Regions from separate parts of the Homo sapiens genome. Here region 1 is linked to region 2. Evidence: chromatin contacts called from ENCODE POLR2A ChIA-PET data. All regions are on one chromosome and are shown on one strand. The core of a region is the stretch at or near the end of the contact, and the rest is flanking DNA. Distances in the headings are between cores, read along the strand shown. Region 1 holds the start of PSMA6 (proteasome 20S subunit alpha 6). Region 2 holds the start of KLHL28 (kelch like family member 28).

Region 1 (2,700 bases), core at 123-2,622, 9.7 Mb before region 2:
TTAGATAGATCTTCCTCTGTCGCCCAGGCTGGAGTGCAGTGGCGTGATCATAGCTCACTGCAACCTGGATCTCCTGGGCTCAAGCCATCCTCCCACCTTAGCCCCCCGAGTAGCTGGGACTACTGGCGCGCGCCACCACGCACAGCTAATTTTATTTTTTGTAGAGACGGGGCCTTCCTATGTTGGCCAGGCTGGAGTTAGGCTTTCTTTCTTTTTTTTTTTTTTTGAGACGGAGTCTCGCTCTGTCGCCCAGGCTGGAGTGCAGTGGCATGATCTCGGCTCACTGCAAGCTCCGCCTCTCCGGTTCACGCCGTTCTCCTGCCTCAGCCTCCCAAGTATATGGGACTACAGGCGCCCGCCACCACGCCTGGCTAATTTTTTTTGTATTTTTTAGTAGAGACGGGGTTTCACCGTGTTAGCCAGGATGGTCTCAATCTCCTGACCTCGTGATCCGCCCGCCTTGGTCTCCCAAAGTGCTGGGATTACAGGCGTGAGCCACCGCGCCCGGCCTCCGCTTTCAAGACTAAAAATTGCCTGGGCACTGTGGCTCAAGCCTGTAATCCCAGCACTCTGGGAGGCCGAGGAAGGTGGATCACTTGGGCTCAGGAGTTCGAGAGCTGCCTGACCAACATGGCGAAACCCCGCCTCTACTAAAAATACAAAATTAGCCGGTCCTGGTGGCACACGCCTATAATCCCAGCTACTCGGGAGGATGAGGCAGGAGAATCGCTTGAACTCAGGAGGGGGAGGTTGCAGTCAGCCGAGATCGCGCCATTGCACTCCAGCCTGGGCAACAAGGGCGAAACTCTGTCTCAAAAAAAAAAAAAAAAAAAAAAAAGACTAAAAATTGTCGGGGCTGCTGGCCAAAAGAAGATCTTGCCTGGCTGTCAGAAAATAATGTTCTTTCCAGCGGCTGCTTGAACCCGCTTCCTTCAGTGCCTAAATTTAACGGCTGCAGCTGCAGCTGCAACCTGTTTCCCCCGTAATAGGAATGAAAGTGGAGGATAAAAGAGGTTAGGAAGAAGGCAAGCCAGCAGTCTGACCAGACACAGGATGCATGTAAGAGACTTGTTAATTACACGTTCTATTTAGGTCACACTGATAGGCAAATCGCTATTCTGGGCCCCCAGGAAGCCTTTTCGTCCTTGCTATAGTCAATTCATTCTCCAGATGAAAGCCTGAAAGCGCCACGACCCAAGTTTCACGTCTATCCACTCAAGAGGCCTGCTTGGCGCAGGCGCATACCTTCAAAGGCCTCCCGCCCTCACTCCACCACCCCCTTAGGGGGCGGGGCCTCAGAGCTCAGTGCTCGAACTGGCTCCAGAGCCGTGAGTTCGGCATGCAAGAGCGGAAGAAACGCGGCTGGTACCCCGGAAGCAGTCGCTGCAACTTCCGGGAGGTGCTTGTGTGCCTGGTGCGGGAGCTACGGGGCCCAGGGATTGTGTTTAAAGTAGTGCTTCTACCAACATGTCCCGTGGTTCCAGCGCCGGTTTTGACCGCCACATTACCATTTTTTCACCCGAGGGTCGGCTCTACCAAGTAGGTGAGTGAACCAGGTTCGCCTGTGGGCCACCTGAATTGCCCTGTCATGGTACGTGCCTGGAGCGAGCAGACGCGGCCCGGGTTTAGTCTGGGGCCGAAGCTGGGCTGGAGCTGGGAAGGGAGAACGGCTGAAGCTGGATTGAGCTCTGTGGTGTTTGCACCCCCGTCTGGACGCAGGGATCGGGGGCCTGAAGGCCTGTCTCTGCAGGGCGAGCGGCCACACTGCGTAGACCCAATGGAGAGTTAAGGAAGATAGGGCTGTAATGCCTGACTCCGGCTTCGTGAGGCCCCTTCAGTTATTGTATTCTGTCCTGGCCAGGCACAAGGTCTGTTTCTAAAGGGTAATTGATTCCTTAACGTCTCAACTAAAATGCCTCCTCTCCGTTTTCCTTTGTTTGCAGCATGGACTTCTGTGGTTAATTCCACACAGGCACTCGAAGCCTGCTATATACCAGACACTGCTAGTCCTAGGAGATACAAATGTGAATGTTACACCCTCTTCTATACTGAAGCTCACAGCTTAGAGTGACAGATACGTTAAACAAACGGATAAAAAAAATTAAAAGTGCCAATTTACAAATATCTACAGAGTTCAAGACATCTTTGGGAATCTGATAGAATGAGTGACTCAATTCTAGAGCTGCTCTTGAGATTGGCATCCCCTTTTTACCCACATCTGTTTGAATGCTCCTGTAATTTAAATGCCGATTCTGAGTTGTAGATGAGGTACTGTGTACTAGTTTACTGAAGAACACCTGTAGTGGAAAGAAACTATCAGTTACTCGGAATAGTAATGTATTGCGCTGAAACGGTGTCAAGGTTTAGGTTATGATTATAAGCCAGACCCTTGATCTCTTACCATAGAGAATTTAGTGTCAGGAGGGCTTGATTTACATCTGGTCCGTGATGGTTTTATTTTTGAATGAGTTTAGTGGCTCCGTGTCTTGCACAGTAATATAATCATCTGTGCTTGGAATCATAAGGAGAGAGTTGGTCTGTAAATGAGGTTCTCTTCACCTGTAAATTTTAGAAATAGAGTTAAAGATAACTTGGAATGAAACTGCTCAGTGTATTACTGCATAGTGTATATAATGTAGCAAGAAACATCTTGTTGGATAATTCAGTAGCCCTTTTAATTTATCCCCAATTGAAAAACAT
Region 2 (2,700 bases), core at 178-2,677:
ATCATTTCTTGTTTTTCACCTCCCTGTCTTTAACCTGTCCCTAAAATGAAACATGCTAGCTAAACCTAATTTAGGCAGATTCATTTAAACACGAAAATGGCTCATTAAAACCAAAGTAACAGCCTAGAATTTAAACCAAAACATAGGATGTATATTTACACAGCCTCATTTACATTATAGTCTATTCCCCACCCCCACCCCCCCAAAAACAAAACAAAACAAAACTGATATTCAAATCGTACTTTAAGGCAAAAATCCAGAAATTATTTTTGCACTTGCATCAGCTGGGAGCATTATTTATAAAGCTGTTTGGCATATGTGACTCATTTATTCCAAGACTTTAAAAAGTATTTAAGAGAAATCCCACCTGGTACAGAGCAGGGTAGGAATACTTGCATTTGAAGTGCATAAATTTGGGTCTTCAAATGATAACTTAGACTTTTCGCACGAGTCATTCAAAAGTAATAGTATTATTCCTTCAAAAAAAAAAAATATCTCTTCCACACTCCAAAGCATTCAGGCTCACACTAGACACTCCAGCTCTTCCACTGTGTCCGTTTAAGTATCACTTATGAGGAGAAAATGCACACAAAATTCTCAGTTCGCCTAAAATAAATAAATGTCTACTATCATTCCTAAATCCACAAGGCAGAATTCTCTTAGAACCATGATGCCAAGAACTTCCACCGCAAGTGAAATTGTCTTCGCAATCTCTGTCTCTAGGAGACTGAAAGGCTGCAGAGACGCTTGAGGATCCTGCAGGGAGGCTAGGGCGGCAGACGGAGGGGGCGGAGGTTAGGGGAGAGTCCCACAGAGGAACTGCATTAGAAGGAAAGATTTTGATAACGTCTAAGGGAGAGGCGGTTAGCTACAGGGGGAAAAAAACAGACCTATTTCCATATTATGTACGTTGTAAAGAAAACGCAAAGTGATGAGGGTAAGGAAACGTTGCCAAAAACAAACAAACAAAAACAAAAAAAAATTAACCCTCTGCGGCCGGAGGGTTAAGAGAAGTCGACAAAAGGAGAAGGGGGAGGCGAATAAAGGCCCCAAAGACCAGGAATTGAAAAAAAATACCCGATTTGTGAGCTTGGCCGTGGTCCAGATCTTCTGTCCTGATAAGCAGATGGCAAGAGGAAAGGATCGCAGTTACTCAGGGTGGTAGAGAGTAACGCGTTTACAAGGGTGACGAGCCCTGCACAAGAAGATGTCGCCTCTCTTTCCACCTGCTCCGCTCAGTCCTTTGCCTCTTACTCTAGCACCAGTGGCATTCGGGCAAAACACTGCCAAAGCCTGCACCGCTGGAGGACAGCAAAAGGAAAATACCTGAGTCTCAGTAATCACACGGGCAGCGACAGGAGGAGGAACCGCGGACAACTGGAGCCTGGGCTGGATCCTCACTAGCTCCGGTCAAACCCTAACTCTTACGGGTGGGGCGGGCAACTTCCGCCCAGAGCAAGGAAAGCGTCACATCCGTCAAATGGCTTCACCCCTCCTCCCTTCTCCGCTGTAGCTGCGTTTACAACGTTCTGACTTCCTCTTCCAGGAGACTTTGGCCTAGTCTCAACACCTGACGTGGACTACATAACCCAGCATTCATCACGGCAAGTGGATTTCCGGGTCAAGAGGTCCGCGCTGGGTACATCACCATGGAAGCAATCGGTTTGGTCACGTGGTGCCCTTGGTTACGCCCGGTGGCAGCTGTGGGGTCTAGGGCTCAGACGGGGGCCATTTTGCCAGAGGCTGCCTCCCGGAGTTGGGGGCGGCCTGGCGGCAGGCTGAAGCTGTTCTTTTGCCTCTTCTGCAGCTTGGGGCTTGGAGAGGATCTGGAAGTCTGGGCTCCATCGAGCCCTTTGGAGACGGCAATGGTTTCTTCCAACCACCACCACCTGACAACCCTGCATGGCGGCTGCCCCCTCCGCGCTGCTTCTGCTGCCGCCCTTTCCAGTCCTCTCTACCTATCGGCTCCAGAGCCGCAGTCGTCCTTCCGCCCCAGAGACCGATGATAGTCGAGTTGGGGGCATTATGAGAGGAGAGAAAAACTACTACTTCCGTGGAGCTGCGGGGGACCACGGTTCCTGCCCCACTACAACTTCGCCTCTGGCCTCGGCCCTCTTGATGCCCTCGGAGGCAGTCTCAAGCAGCTGGTCTGAGTCTGGAGGCGGTTTGTCAGGGGGAGATGAAGAGGACACTCGGCTCCTTCAACTCCTCCGCACTGCCCGGGATCCTTCTGAGGCCTTCCAGGCTTTGCAAGCTGCTTTGCCGCGGCGGGGCGGTCGACTTGGCTTCCCCCGACGCAAGGAAGCTTTGTATCGGGCACTGGGCCGAGTGCTTGTGGAAGGAGGTAGTGATGAGAAGCGGCTCTGCTTGCAACTTCTCTCGGACGTTCTCCGGGGTCAGGGGGAGGCAGGCCAGCTTGAAGAGGCCTTTAGCTTAGCACTTTTGCCTCAACTAGTTGTCTCGTTACGGGAAGAGAATCCAGCCCTGCGGAAAGATGCGCTGCAGATCCTTCATATATGTCTGAAACGTAGTCCTGGAGAGGTGCTGAGAACGCTTATACAACAAGGACTGGAAAGTACCGATGCCCGACTTAGAGCTTCCACAGCACTACTGCTTCCCATCTTGCTTACTACTGAGGACTTGTTGCTTGGTCTGGATCTCACCGAGGTGATAATATCCCTAGCCCGAAAGCTTGGTGAT

Evidence for each region. ChIA-PET counts read pairs that join two places held with the same protein, here RNA polymerase II (POLR2A).
Region 1: POLR2A ChIA-PET joins it to region 2 with 11 read pairs in CD4-positive, alpha-beta T cell. The contact joins the promoter of PSMA6 here to the promoter of KLHL28 in region 2. POLR2A ChIA-PET finds 5 or more read pairs at or near these places in 2 of 52 experiments (CD4-positive, alpha-beta T cell and activated B cell).

The regions. Positions count from the first base shown.
Region 1 is chr14:35,291,010-35,293,709 of GRCh38, forward strand. It overlaps PSMA6 (proteasome 20S subunit alpha 6), which reads left to right and starts at 1,373. Exons shown (of 7, transcript NM_002791.3): 1 at 1,373-1,543. The coding sequence starts at 1,468. All of the region lies in intron 9 of PRORP-PSMA6 (PRORP-PSMA6 readthrough), which reads left to right. RefSeq lists enhancers at 1,074-1,660, 1,377-1,456, 1,577-1,696, 1,777-1,836.
Region 2 is chr14:44,960,520-44,963,219 of GRCh38, forward strand. It overlaps KLHL28 (kelch like family member 28), which reads right to left and starts at 1,428. Exons shown (of 5, transcript NM_017658.5): 1 at 1,327-1,428. TOGARAM1 (TOG array regulator of axonemal microtubules 1) reads left to right here and starts at 1,671. Exons shown (of 20, transcript NM_001308120.2): 1 at 1,671-2,700. The coding sequence starts at 1,903. RefSeq lists enhancers at 495-584, 1,099-1,613, 1,155-1,964, 1,614-2,128.